Linked DNA regions of Homo sapiens: region 2 is linked to region 1. The links are chromatin contacts, found by Hi-C or POLR2A ChIA-PET in ENCODE. All regions are on one chromosome and are shown on one strand. Each heading gives the region's core, a stretch centred on a gene start or an enhancer-like site at or near the end of the contact. The rest is flanking DNA. Distances are from core to core; before and after follow the strand shown. Region 1 overlaps DAAM1 (dishevelled associated activator of morphogenesis 1). Region 2 overlaps DAAM1 (dishevelled associated activator of morphogenesis 1).

What was found. Hi-C counts contacts between places; a loop is a spot of excess contacts on that map. ChIA-PET counts read pairs that join two places held with the same protein, here RNA polymerase II (POLR2A). Pooled maps may share reads with other maps.
Region 2: a loop to region 1 is called in a map of mammary epithelial cell, with 2.1 times the contacts of the local background. The contact joins two enhancer-like sites. A Hi-C loop is called at or near these places in 10 of 168 maps with a recorded cell type or tissue (MCF 10A, PC-3, Right ventricle myocardium inferior and 6 more), 1 of 37 single-sample maps with no recorded cell type and 8 of 50 pooled maps. POLR2A ChIA-PET finds 5 or more read pairs at or near these places in 7 of 52 experiments (HCT116, HEK293, MCF 10A and 4 more).

Annotation. Positions count from the first base shown.
Region 1 is chr14:59,316,561-59,323,071 of GRCh38, reverse strand. It overlaps DAAM1 (dishevelled associated activator of morphogenesis 1), which reads right to left. Exons shown (of 25, transcript NM_001270520.2): 5 at 2,488-2,582; 6 at 1-180. Among named protein-coding and RNA genes, the nearest start is that of DAAM1, 130 kb to the right of the region's middle. Within about 2 kb of position 1,536, at least 4 of the 41 ENCODE cell types and tissues checked have a DNase peak (open chromatin) inside an H3K27ac peak, as active enhancers do; they include PC-9 and mammary epithelial cell, where a contact is called at or near this core.
Region 2 is chr14:59,358,486-59,364,807 of GRCh38, reverse strand. It overlaps DAAM1 (dishevelled associated activator of morphogenesis 1), which reads right to left. Exons shown (of 25, transcript NM_001270520.2): 21 at 5,304-5,411; 22 at 3,946-4,006; 23 at 1,026-1,157. Among named protein-coding and RNA genes, the nearest start is that of GPR135, 100 kb to the left of the region's middle. Within about 2 kb of position 3,472, at least 26 of the 41 ENCODE cell types and tissues checked have a DNase peak (open chromatin) inside an H3K27ac peak, as active enhancers do; they include PC-9 and mammary epithelial cell, where a contact is called at or near this core.

The sequences.
Region 1 (6,511 bases), core at 287-2,786:
ACATTAATACTCTCAGAATGAGCCAGGACGTGAGCCCGGCCTTGAGAGTTGTTCATTAACGCCTTTATACAGCCAATGAGAGAAGTATGTATTCGAGACTCTGAGGTCTCGTAGTCCATGGTCTTTAGAAAGTTGAGGATACATGATAGGCCATCCAAGTCGATGAATCTGGTTACAAACCTGTCATGAAGAGAAATGCACCATGCTTAAGTGCCTTTGGGTTTTATAATAGCCCCTAACAGAAAAGTCTAGAGGGCAGGGGAAAGAAAGATTTAGTTCCTAAAGTGCCAAAAGGCTTACATTGATGAAGTCTTTTTAATTCTTTGCCTCTTCCTTGGCACAGACCCAATAGTCAGTTCTAACCAAAAGTGTGAAAAAAAACCCCTCCATTTGTGATAAACATATCTCAATGGGTACAAAGAACCAAACAACAGATCATATATTCATAAAAAATTAGAAGCAAGAGAATACTCGGAATACATATCTTGTCTTAGATTAAAACCATCTGCTGTTCCTGTGTTATTTAGCATACAGTTCCCATGCCCCCACCCCAATCCTTTTTTTTTTTTTCTTTAAGAGAGACAGGGTCTTGCTCTGTCATAGCTCACTGCAGCCTTGAACTCTTGGGCTCAAGTGATCCTTCCACCCCAGCCTCCCAAGTAGCCGGGACTACAGGTGCGTGCCACCATTCCCAGTCAATTTTTTCTTTTTAACTTTTTTTTTTAAGAGGTGGAGACTTGCTATGTTGCCCAGACTGGTCTTGAACTTGTGGCCTCAAGCAAACCTCCTGTCTCAGCCTCCCAAGTAGCTGGGATAGTGAGTGACCATGTCTGGCCCATGCGCTTTTATATGTTGATTGCTGACGCACTTTTAAGTGCTGATCACTGACCCAAACACCCTATCAATGAAAGTCAAAAGCTTCCTTAAATTCCAGGATATTTGCTTGTTGAACAAATGATAATCTACATCCCTAAGGTTTTGTGACAAAATTCTTCTCTTATATGACATGCTACATGGAATCTCAATATTCCATGTACACTGAATACAATAATAAAGCAATACTTTATTGTTGCATACTAACGTTATTAATATTTCTTACACTTAAGTTAATCAATGAGACTAACTCACAATGCACATGTACATATTAAAGCCACCGAAAAGTTCAGAAGTAACATAACCTGTTTATGTGATAAATTTTCCAAACTTATTTAGGCTTGGATATCGATTAACATCTGAGAGTGCAGAACATATTGAGAGAAATGCTGATACAGTTAGGATAGTCTAGATCTCTGTCATATAACTACACAGTATTTTTCATGAGTCAGACTTTTCTTAGTTTGCATTTTATAGTCAAATAAAGAAAGGGAATCTTTATTTTCTAGGCTTTTCACCCAACCACATGACCCAGATGTAGCCAAGCTCGTTAAACCAGTTGGCTTCATTCATAGCACCTGTGCTCATGTAATGTACTTATAAGAACCTCAGCATCTCAGCAAATCCTAGAGGCATTAAAGGAATGAAAGTGCAGGAGGCACAACATAGAAGCTGATTATCAGAGAGGAAATGAATCACTGTTGCCAGAAAGTGTACCCATCTTTAAAGAAAAGTAATACTTGTATTGAGAAATAATTCACATGCCATAAAATTCACCCTTTTAAAGTGTACAATTCAGTAGCTTTTAGTATATTCACAGAGCTGTGTGACCAACAACACTAGCTAATTTTAGAACAGTTTAATCACCCAAAGAGAACATTTTCCCCACTTCCTCAGCTCCTGGCAACCACTAATCTACTTTCTGTTTCTATGGATTGGCCTATTCTGGGAATTTCTTATAAATAGAATCATACAGTGTGTGGTCTCCTTTGTTACTGGCTTCTCCCACTTAGCATATTTCAAGGTCATTTCATGTTGTAGCATGTATCAGTACTTCATTCCTTTTTTTTGTAGCCAAATTATATTCCATTATGTGGATATATAACATTTCATTTATCCATTCATCAGCTGATCAATATACGGGTTATTTTCACTTCTTGGCTATCATGAATAATGCCGATATGAACATCTGCATACATGTTTTTGGGAGACATGTCTTCATTTCCCTTGGCTACATTCCGAGGAGCAGAATTATTGAGTCATATGGCAACACTATATTTAACATTCTGAGAAACTGTTAAAACCCTTTTCCAAAGTGGCTTCACAATTTTACATTCCTAGCAGCAATGAATGAGGGTCCCAATTTTTCTACATTCTTGTCTACTAACTTACCATTGTTAAAGTCTCTCTCTGTTTTGTTTTTTTTTAGCCATCCTAGTGGCTGCCTACATACCTTTTCACAGAAGAAAATAACTTTATTAAATGTTAATGATTAAAGTATGTTATGGTTTAATTTTATGGTTTTAACTTAAGACTTCCTAGAAGGTTTGACTATTGCAAAAAAAGGAAGGAAGGAGAGAAAAAAAAAAAACATGCCATCCAGGGGAAAATTACCTCATTGGTTTTGTCCTCAGTGCTGTCTTTAAACTCTCTATAGTTTTACTTCTTTCTTCTTCTTCTTCCTTCTCTAAAGCCAGCAGAGATTTTCTCTATGCAAAGAAAACAGAAGTTACTTCTTCAAATTCTATTTTTTAATTACAGTACAAACAAGACAAACCTACAGATTATTTGTCACTATCACTTTAAATATAAACAACAAATCTATGATTAAGTAAGTTAAGTCTTTCAAATTTTAAATAAAGCCTTAGGGAAAAGTTTAGAAATCTTCGTAGAGATGACGTTGCCCAAATGCTTGTATAACTATTCTATAATTACACTTTGATGTAGATACTACTACTTGTATTTGATAGAAATAAGACTGAACCTGTAGTTGAATACAACATTCTGGCAATTAAAGATAATAATACCATCACATTATCAAAAACAGGAGGTGGGCAGCAGTCCTCCTATGCTACCATTCCTATTCCTCAGCCAAAAAGTGTAATCAAGACCAAAGGGATTTTGTTACATCTAATTATTTTTTAAGAGGAAAAATTAATTTGGAGCTATTACTAGGATAGACAATTCCTTCAGAGTAAATGCGTAACTTCTAGAAATTATTCAACATCATTTAGAAATCAGGATATGGAGTGAGTGTGTGTGTGTGTGTGTGTGTGTTTCTACCCAGGGATCTGCTAGAGCAGTGCTTCTCAAACTTTAATATGGATATGAAAATCACCTGAGGATAGTGTTAAACTATGGAGCCTGGTTTGGTATGTCTGGGGTGAGGTCTGAGATGTTGCATTCCTGACAAATTTCTAGGCAATGCTGATGCCGCAGAAGCAAGGTTCCATGTAAGATTGCAGTTGTTATTATAAAATTGAGAATGCCAGTAAGGTGTCTAGACCTTTCCATTCCCTTTCACTCTGTGATCACCTGGTTGCACTAAAGTACCCCAAGTCTTATGACTCCAGGATCCTCCATCCATGGAGCTCCTGGTCCCTTTTCTTCATCCTATTCTGAACACACGCTTGTCTAGTTTAATCTTTTTACCTATTACAAATTCTGATAGAAATGCTTGGCTGAGAAACAGATTGGGGTGACTGTATTGAAAAAGAAAAGCTTGACTCATATCCATGGGTCTCAATGACCCAGTCTCAGCCTTTCTTTCAGGACCATAACTCATCAAGAGTGACAATCAATAGTATCAGCATTAAGTAACTAATGTTAACTAAAAGCTAAATATGATTTCATAATGAGAAGGGTAAAGATCAAAGCAAAATAAATATAATACATCAGTATCATTTATGGCAACTGAAATAAAACCCAGTAGTTTTTTCGGTCTTTAAAATCTTGTTATTGTTTCTGCAAAGTTGTCCTCTTGCTGGTGATGCTCACAGACAGCTGTCACCAGGGGATGGTGAGTAAGGAAGCTGGGTGCAGAGACAGCCAATGAATTCTCCCAAAGCTCCCTGAGACCCATCCCCTGGAAAACTCACACAAATCCAGCCAAGAACGTTTAATCTCCAATGACATAGCTGAACTCGTTTGGACTCTTATGCAATCACTTTGAATCTGTAGCTCAGAATCCAGCCTTTTATGAAGATCATTCCTTGTTCCTAAGCTTAATGACACAAAACTATCCCCAAATTAATGACTACACATTTTACTGCGGGTCACTAGTACAAATAAAACTGCATGTATTTATCCTTTTAAAAATCCTGGAGAGGGTGGCACATTTGAATAGCAGCAGTCTATATTAAGTTTCTCCATACTAGAGTTGGGAGATTTATGAAATGTCAAAGAAAATTAAGTTGGAAATTCCTTTCCCAATACTGTGTAAGGAACATAACCTTTCAAAACAGAAAAGACTACAACATTTTCTATGTGTGATTTTTCAGATTTGGTTCTGAGATTATATTTATCGTGCTGAGATAACTGAGGATATGTAGCTGAACTTGATGTTCTAAATGTGACTTTTCAAAATAAAATAATTTCTACAAAGTTTAAAGCTTTCAAGCCTCACATTTAGGAAGAAGGTTTAATTTGCAACTTTTAGTAGATAAGGGAGATGCCTAGATTTCTGAAGATGATTACTATGCCAAATATCTAGTATGCACAGGCCTTGTGGAGGCTTCTTTGAATGCTCTATGCACTTACTAAATACCTGCTCACATGAGAAGCAGGCAAAGGACAAAGCGCATCCTTGCAGAGGGTCTTTCTGTCAAAGCTGCTAAGGTGTACATTGGAACACGCGGGTCTGACAGAGAGGCACAAATGTGGCCCAGAGGTCATTCCTGCTGGGAGTCTGGAACTTAGCTCCCGTTTGAATCGTTTCTTTGGTGGGAAATCAATAAGCCAGTCCACTAAGCATACTGAACTTCACCTCACAGTCTTCCTCCTTGAGAAAGCATGGAGAAACCACATATAAAGAAAGCCCAGGTCCTTCTAGATGTTAGGCCACACTCTTTATTATACTATTTTTCACTCTTTAAAAGCCAACAGATCACTCAGGGGTCCTTTAAAGAACAAAGCATTCTTGTAATGAGGCTTACATAAAGTAATTGAACTTGTTCCAAAAAGGCTGGCTTCACAGACTAGTAAGTGCTGCAGTTCTCCACCTGGACTGTTTATCAGACTCTTAAGACATTAAAGAAAACAGAAGCCTATCCCATCTCAGAAAAGTCAGGCTTGCTAGGCCTGGGGGTGGGGAGAAGGTGGGATAACCAGGGCTCTTTCACATGCCACAGGGTTTCAAAAACTGAATTAGTGAGAGGCAAATTGGAAAGGAGTCTTTGGGCTTAGACGGATACATTTAAATTCCCAATTAGATGACCACCTCCTAATTAGATAACCTTGGGCAAGGTAACCTTTCTGGAGTCTCAGACTCCTTATCTATAAATAGCACTTACAGCATAGGATGCTGGTGGGACCGCAAACAACATATGAAGTGCCTGTTACCCTGCTTGTCATGTAGTAGTTGCTGCTGATTCTGCAGACAATGGGTGATGACAATGTGGACAAACACTCCTTCAAGAATGCCCTAAGCAGACAACCAAAGAGTCTAGCTGCTGGGCCATGAAAGGATTTGGAGAACTTGTGTGCCTTTCCACTGCTCCAGGTACAATATCTCAGGATTTCTGCTGTGTGTTATCAAGAATTCTCCAGTACAGACATCATAGTGATTAGCCAGAACTATGCAAGGCGGTGGTGGCAATCAGAATGTTGAGAAAAACAGAAAACTCAGCATAGGGTTTCTGGTCTCATCAGATCTCCTTATTCCCTGAAGTATGCAGGAATTTTGAGGCCTCACTAATTCATGGACTATTAATGCCTTTTACCTTTGACCCTGGAAAGATGTTGGCTCAGTCCTAAAAGGAACATTAGAAAGCTTTCTTAGGTGTTTGACACAAAAAGTATAGCAAAGTCACTGACAATTTAATAGACTTGTGGTGCTCTTGGGAAGGATTTTGGATTGGGAACCAAACACACAGCAGTTAAAATGTAGATCACTCAAGAATGTGGCAAAGAATTGTCCAAGGAGCTGGATGGAGGAGAGAGGAGGCCCTTAAAGAAGGGCCACATGTTGGCACATCACAGACCCTGTAGCACACAAATGAACCAGGTCTACTTCAGACAAGGCAGGGATTAAGTCACTAAAGGACAAATTAATCTAACTGTCCTATACTTGAAGAAAGGAAAAATCCATACAGTACTTAGTAGTTCCCCATTTATAGAAGGGAATTCATTAACAAATAAGCAACTTCTCATTAGATAACAAACATGCAAATTTAATTAGAAAGAGAAACAATTCTTTTTTTCCTAACAGCCAGGAACAAGAATTCAGAAAATAGCCTTTATATGCAGGAAATATAAATGGCTCCAAATTATTATTGCTTAGGCAGATGCACAGAAAATCCCTGGTGGTCATCACAAATCTCACATTCTGTTAGCATATTCATACAAATGCTGAGATCACCCTTTTCTCATCTTTGGCATTGTGTGAGATGCCTTGAATAAGAAGGATTTGGTGGTTATT
Region 2 (6,322 bases), core at 2,223-4,722, 40 kb before region 1:
TTATAAGGTTAGAAAGAAGGTTTAATGCTGAGATTAGCTAATGCATGTGAACAGCCTACTTTTGAACTTTAACTGGTATGTGTGTACATTTACATAAACAATCATCCATATCTACAACCAAACAGGTGACCAGAGAAAAATAACATCCATTTACAGAAGTTTCGAAACAAAAGACTCAGAGTGTTGTGGCAACTGAGAGATGGGTAGAGTAAAAGAACCAATGGGGTGGGGAAGAGTGTTAATATCATTTATAAAGAATGAGAAGAGGATAGAAAATGAGAGACTGTGTACCTGTCTTGTATATGAATGTGAATGCATTTTGGAAGAGGAAACAACCTGAGATAGAGAGGAGTGAGGTGAAGCTGAGGGAGCTAAGAGGTGGTGGTTATTAACCAACAAAAATTTCTCTTCCAAGGGAACACAAAATGTGAAATAGCAGAAATCATAAAAATAAATGTCTTACTGAAAAAAAAAAAAACCTCTTGTAATGAGACTGTGAATTAAAATGCATCTCTTTTAGCGAGTTCTGCTGGAGATTTATACAGGTAGTATCCTGTCCTCCAAGGCTGTATCTCAGATGAGCATATTACAACATAGAGGTAATTTAGGCACATGGCTTTAGTAACACCTGATTGCACATTTGATGCTGCCCCTGGTTTTCATCATCTACTCTTTTCTGGTTCCCAGAGATAAGTACTTCAAGCCAGTTTCAACCAAGAGAAAACTGTCAAAGTATTTGCTGGTCTTATACCATTCAGAGCCTTCAAGGTCTTGCTAACCTAAAGGCAACATAGGCCAGTCAGACAAAAAGGGTGTGTTCAGATTAATCACAGTCTTGGAAATGAAAATACACCTATGTCATGCAAAACAATGGAATCTGGAAAGTAATTATCTACTACTTTATTTCCTGCACCACGAAGTTTGGATCTCACTCCTGCTATTTCCCGTACAGAATAATAACTGAAAGTATCACACTGAAGCCCAGCCCGGTCAAACAACACTCAGTGCACAAGGGGGAAACTTACCAGGTCTTTAGCTTCTGCTAGAAGGTCTTCAACATCAGAGAAGCTGAAGCTGGCTACTGTGATGAACTGGCTGACAACAGACACAAACTTATCTCCGGGCTGTGGGGGCTGAGACTTCTGATATTCCAGCTCCTTAAACACAGGAAATGAATAATGTCAATGCAGGCTTCAAATACAGACATGAGACACACCTCGTCTCATATTTCACATGCCTTAAATTTAATAAATCAGAATGGCAAACACATCAAAACTTGTTCTAAAACATTTTGTTATACTCTAGTGCCCCTGCCCTTCCTCCCACCATGCCAAAGCCATGCCCATGTGCACACGCATATTTGCAAATAGCAATTTACCAACAATCTAAGTACTTGATCTATGTGATTTCTCTTTCAGGCTTTAGAAAGCAAGCAGATTTGCATTTGGATAAAATTAATAGAAGTTAAACAAATAATGGGGGCAAACTGAATTTTAAGGGTTTGTGAGTGAAAACAAGAGACTCTGCTTGTCAATATTCCATGCTTAGAATTGTGGTGCCTTGATTTTTTTCTTTCCCTCTCAGCCAAGTCTATTTACTTCTTAAACTGTGGGATATGGGTAGTAGAATTTTGGCTGTAGCATTTGGCACCATAATGTACCATTTTTCTCTTGTCCATACCATATTGGTTTTTGTGAACAGGCCTGTAGGGGAATTAGTCTCTTGTTAATTATCCATATTTCCATTATCACAGCAATGAACGCAGATGATTCAAATCTAATGTTAATGGTTAATTTAATCATTGCCAGATGCACATTCTTATTTAAAGTTCACAACATCCCTATGAGTGAGGGATCACTATTCCCATTATACAAACATATAAATTAAGGTTTGGAGGGCTATATTACTTGCCCTGAAGTAGTGCTGACCAGTGACAGAGCCAGAATTTGAACTCAGGCCTGCCTGACTCCAGAGTCTTGGTAATAACTATGTTGTATACCAATTGACTTAAACTGGATTCTCCCTTATTTTCTTGCATTGGCAGAGATCTTCACAAGCAGGAGCGTAGTCATCACAGTTTATCAGTTCTGACTCAGCTCTACCACTGATTTGGTTCTTAACCATGGCATGTTGCTCTGGGCCTCAGTTTATTGATTTTTTTTTTTTTTTTTGTAAGAGGGCAACATCCACATCATCACTACACTCAAATGAAATAACGGAAGTGAAAACTCATCAATTATGGAGCTGGCACTGATTGGAAGAAATTGCCATGATTCCAGTACTTTAGCTTGGAAAGTGAGTGTATCTGTGTTCAGTGTGGGGACGGGAAAGGCATTTGAAAGTGTTTCATTAATGTATAATTTCATAAATATTCATCTTTGATACCTTCAAACAATATAATTAATTTGTGTAAAGCACAATTAGAACACATATATATTTGGCCAGGCGAAGCTCTGCCCCCACTATTTTCTTACAATACTACGTCACCTCCAAGGGTAGGGGAGGCTTCTATAGCCCCTCTCCTATAAAAAGTGTGATGCAGTGTATATGACCCAAGGGATAGAGTGATTTCAGCAAAACTATCCTTTAATAAAGCAACAACACAAAATTTCCCCAGAAGCCTCCACCCCAGGCCTTGCTCTGACCTGGCTCAGAAGCAGGGGTCAGAGCCAGGCTTTAGGGCCATCATAATGACCATGGACCCTCTGGGGCTGGGAGAAAAAGTTCAATCAGTAGAATTTTTTTTTTAATACTGCCCCCTACTCCCTACATTAAAAAAAAAAAAAAAGGAAAAAAACCTCACATGCTCCTTAATTTATTGAAAAAAAAATTAGACATTGTGACTTTAATTTTTATTAGAGGTATGTCTTTAATTAATTCAACTACTTTCTATGGCAGTTTTGTGATTCAAAAACGAAAAGAAGGGAGAGTCCTCACAGCATTACTGATAAATGATCTGAAGGATACTTATGAGAGGCACCTTTCCAAGCTGCCTGCAAATCCGTCTCCTTCACCCAGAGCAGGCCCAAGCTATGGCTGCTTTGAGCACAGACACCAGGGACGCTACTCTGCCAGCCTGTTCTCATCCCTGCCCCCTCTCTCGCTGGCAGCTGCATCTGCAGAGTACCCGCAGGGCACTGTGCCAACAGGCACGTTTCATCCTACCAGGTCCAGTCTGCCAGCCTGACTGGTTTTCCTTCCTCAGAGGCCTGGGCCCAGGTTGTCTTGTATGCCTGGGATAACCTCCCTCTATGCACCTAAGTTTACCCTACCCTCTTAAGCCATAGCTCAAACAACTTCTTTTCCAAAAGAGAAGCTTCCTCCAATAGGGGCCAATTGTTCCTCATGCCTCCAAAGCACCCTCAACCCGCTGCTTCCTTAAGGCACCTCCGTAATCACTCTGCTTATCTGGATGCGGCCAGGCTGAGGGAAGTGGCTGCTCCGATTATTGCAACACCTGGAGGACAAGGATTCTGAGTCATCGTGACCCTCAGCTAGAGCATGTACTACACTGTCTGCTTAGTAAATACTCCCCAAAGGACCAAGTCAAAAACAACTGAGAAGTTCTACAGAGAAGTTCTACTGCTCTACCGAAAGTGAACACCATATATTAGCAGCACTTGGAAACTGAGAGCGTCCCTGAAGATCATCTAGCCCAGCCCACTCATCCTGATGAATCCTGCCTTACAGATAAATTGGTGGCACACTAGGTCCAGTTTCCAGTTCCTGCTGCAGTGACTTATCCACGACCCCTGCTGCCTGCAATCAAGTTGCCAGGCTGAACATAACCTGCCTTTGCTTCTTGTGGTGGTGGTTCTTATTTTTTAATCAATAAATGTTTATCCCGGGCATACCACATGCCAACACAACCCATCTGCTGAAAACCACCAGCACTAGAGATAGTGAAGAGACCAGGAATTAGAACAACAACAAAAAAATACTCACTGTCTCTACTGCTTTCAAGCCACTTCTCAAGGTACTTATTTCTTTGTCCAGCTCAGTCATGCTGTTGTAAATAGCAATGTTTTAGCAATCAACATGTGACTTACACATATTAAATATAAGATGGGTTTAAATATTTCACGCTTGGAAGTCCATCCTATTTTAATTTAAATGTTTAAAATTCCCTTCCATGCTCAGATCTCAAAGAAAGACAACAGTATTTTAAACTCATGAAATGTAGGTATAAAATTATGTTTGTTTTCTGTAGCCAGCAGGTATATTTTACAGGTTAAAAATAGAATAGAAATATCTTCCATCTGTACAAAAATATTTTATGTTTCAAACTCAAAAAAATCTCACTTCAGCAAATTACTTCATGTAGAAATAAATCTCTTGCCATACTTGGCTCCCTTTGAAAACAGAAAGAAAACAAGTTCATCTGCAATCATGTTCACATTGTACTCTGTATAATCAGTGTTCTGCTTTTCACTAAGGCCCCAATAATATGACTATTACAAGGTAATGGCTTAAGTTGCAATCAAAAATGATTTTTCTTAAAGTTGTATTAACTAGTTTTTATTTTCATCTTTTTTTTAATAGAGAAAGGTTCTTGGGCTTCTCCCATACACAACACTTTCTATTTCATGGCTTTTAAACATTAGAGATTGAAACTTAATTCTCCCAGATAATTTACAACATATAAAGAAACTCACCAATACTTCATTTAATTTCATGCCTTATTTAGTATATTTCCACCAGATTCCATGAACAGAGGGAAAAAATGAGCCTGCTCATTATACTTTTCAAATTCACTGCAAAAAGATGCAGTTTATGTTTTAAAAAAAGAGCCAAAAGAGGGAGGGAAAAACAGCAAGGAAAATTGCCTGCTTCTCAGTCTCTGAAACGTGGTGTGAAGTTTGTGGTAAAAGTTTGGCAACTTTCCATTTTATTTTTAGTTTCTTCATTTGCATAAAGAATGCTTCCCATTAAAGAGCCGCCTTGGTTTCTGGGAGTATGTGTGCATATGTGAAAATTATTGCAATGTTCTGACACTTAGGTCTTCTATTTGCTTAGCCATGCATCTTTATTTAACTAAGGTGCTCCTACCTGTATTTAAAACACCTGCCCTTTAAAAGTATGAAAGTTAAAAATTGCATGCAGTATTCCAAAGAAGCTAGAACAAACATATATTCAAAACCTTGTAATACATTTGAGTGACTTGGATGAGATTCAAACTTTATTTCATACAATGATCAGGGGAAAACAAATAGAAGGACTGACTTCATGCAGTGCAAACTACCTCAATGGCTAACACACAATCCAAGTGATTTAAGAAACTAACACTCACTGTAAGTACTTACTTTACTTTCGCAGCTTGAGGAATATCTCGCAATTCTTCATTTAGATTGAGAACACTGGGGTACTTATTTTCCACAATAGTGATGAGATAGTGCAAAAGGGTAATGTTTCTACAATTGAAGAAGGGAAGAGTATTAAACATTCAAATTATTTTCATTTAAACTACATAAATATATGAATAGTTAATATCTGCATATGATTTATATGCTCAAATGGTAGAACCCACAATAATGCTATATTACCTGCATTAACTTCAAAATTTGGAGGATCATGTAAGGCAGGGATTCTCAAGAGACAGGAATAATGGGAGAGCCTCCATGGGGATTGCATAGATATATGTCAAAAAGCACACAATTTCTAAAAAGAGGATAAGAATTACATTTGTGGCCCATAATGAGCATCTTTCAAAATCTGGGTAATGTGATGGGTGATCTAAGTGAATCTGAACCACTGCCAGTGGAGACAAGCTCAAGTTTACCTTCCCAGTGGATCCACCCTAAAATGGGGTGTGCCCTGCAGGTTTATAACTAGTAGGCTTGGGTGGAGTGGAGTGGGGTGGGGTGGAGAGTGAGGGATGTTTATTCCACCGAAAAGGGCAGCTATTCTTAAGTCTAAAGTACAGAGCAGCAACTCACTGATGACAATTATTGATACTTTTTTTTTTTTTTTTGAGATGGGGTCTGTTGCCCAGGCTGGAGTGCAGTGGTGCAATCTCAGCTCACTGCAACCTCCGCCTCCTGGGTTCAAGTGATTATCCTGCCTCAGCCTCCCGAGTAGCTGGGATTACAGGCGCCAGCCACCATGCCCGGCTAATTTTCATGTTTTCAGTAGAGACAGGGTTTCACCATGTTGGTCAGGATGGTCCCCAACTCCTGACCTCAGGTGATCCACCCGCCTCGGCCTCCCAAAGTGCTGGGATTATAGGTGTGAGCCACCGTGTCTGGCCTACTGATAGTTTTTAATAAGGTTTCACCCAAAGGGTGGTCAGAAAGTTAGAAAGCCCCCTTTCTCTGGGCTGAAC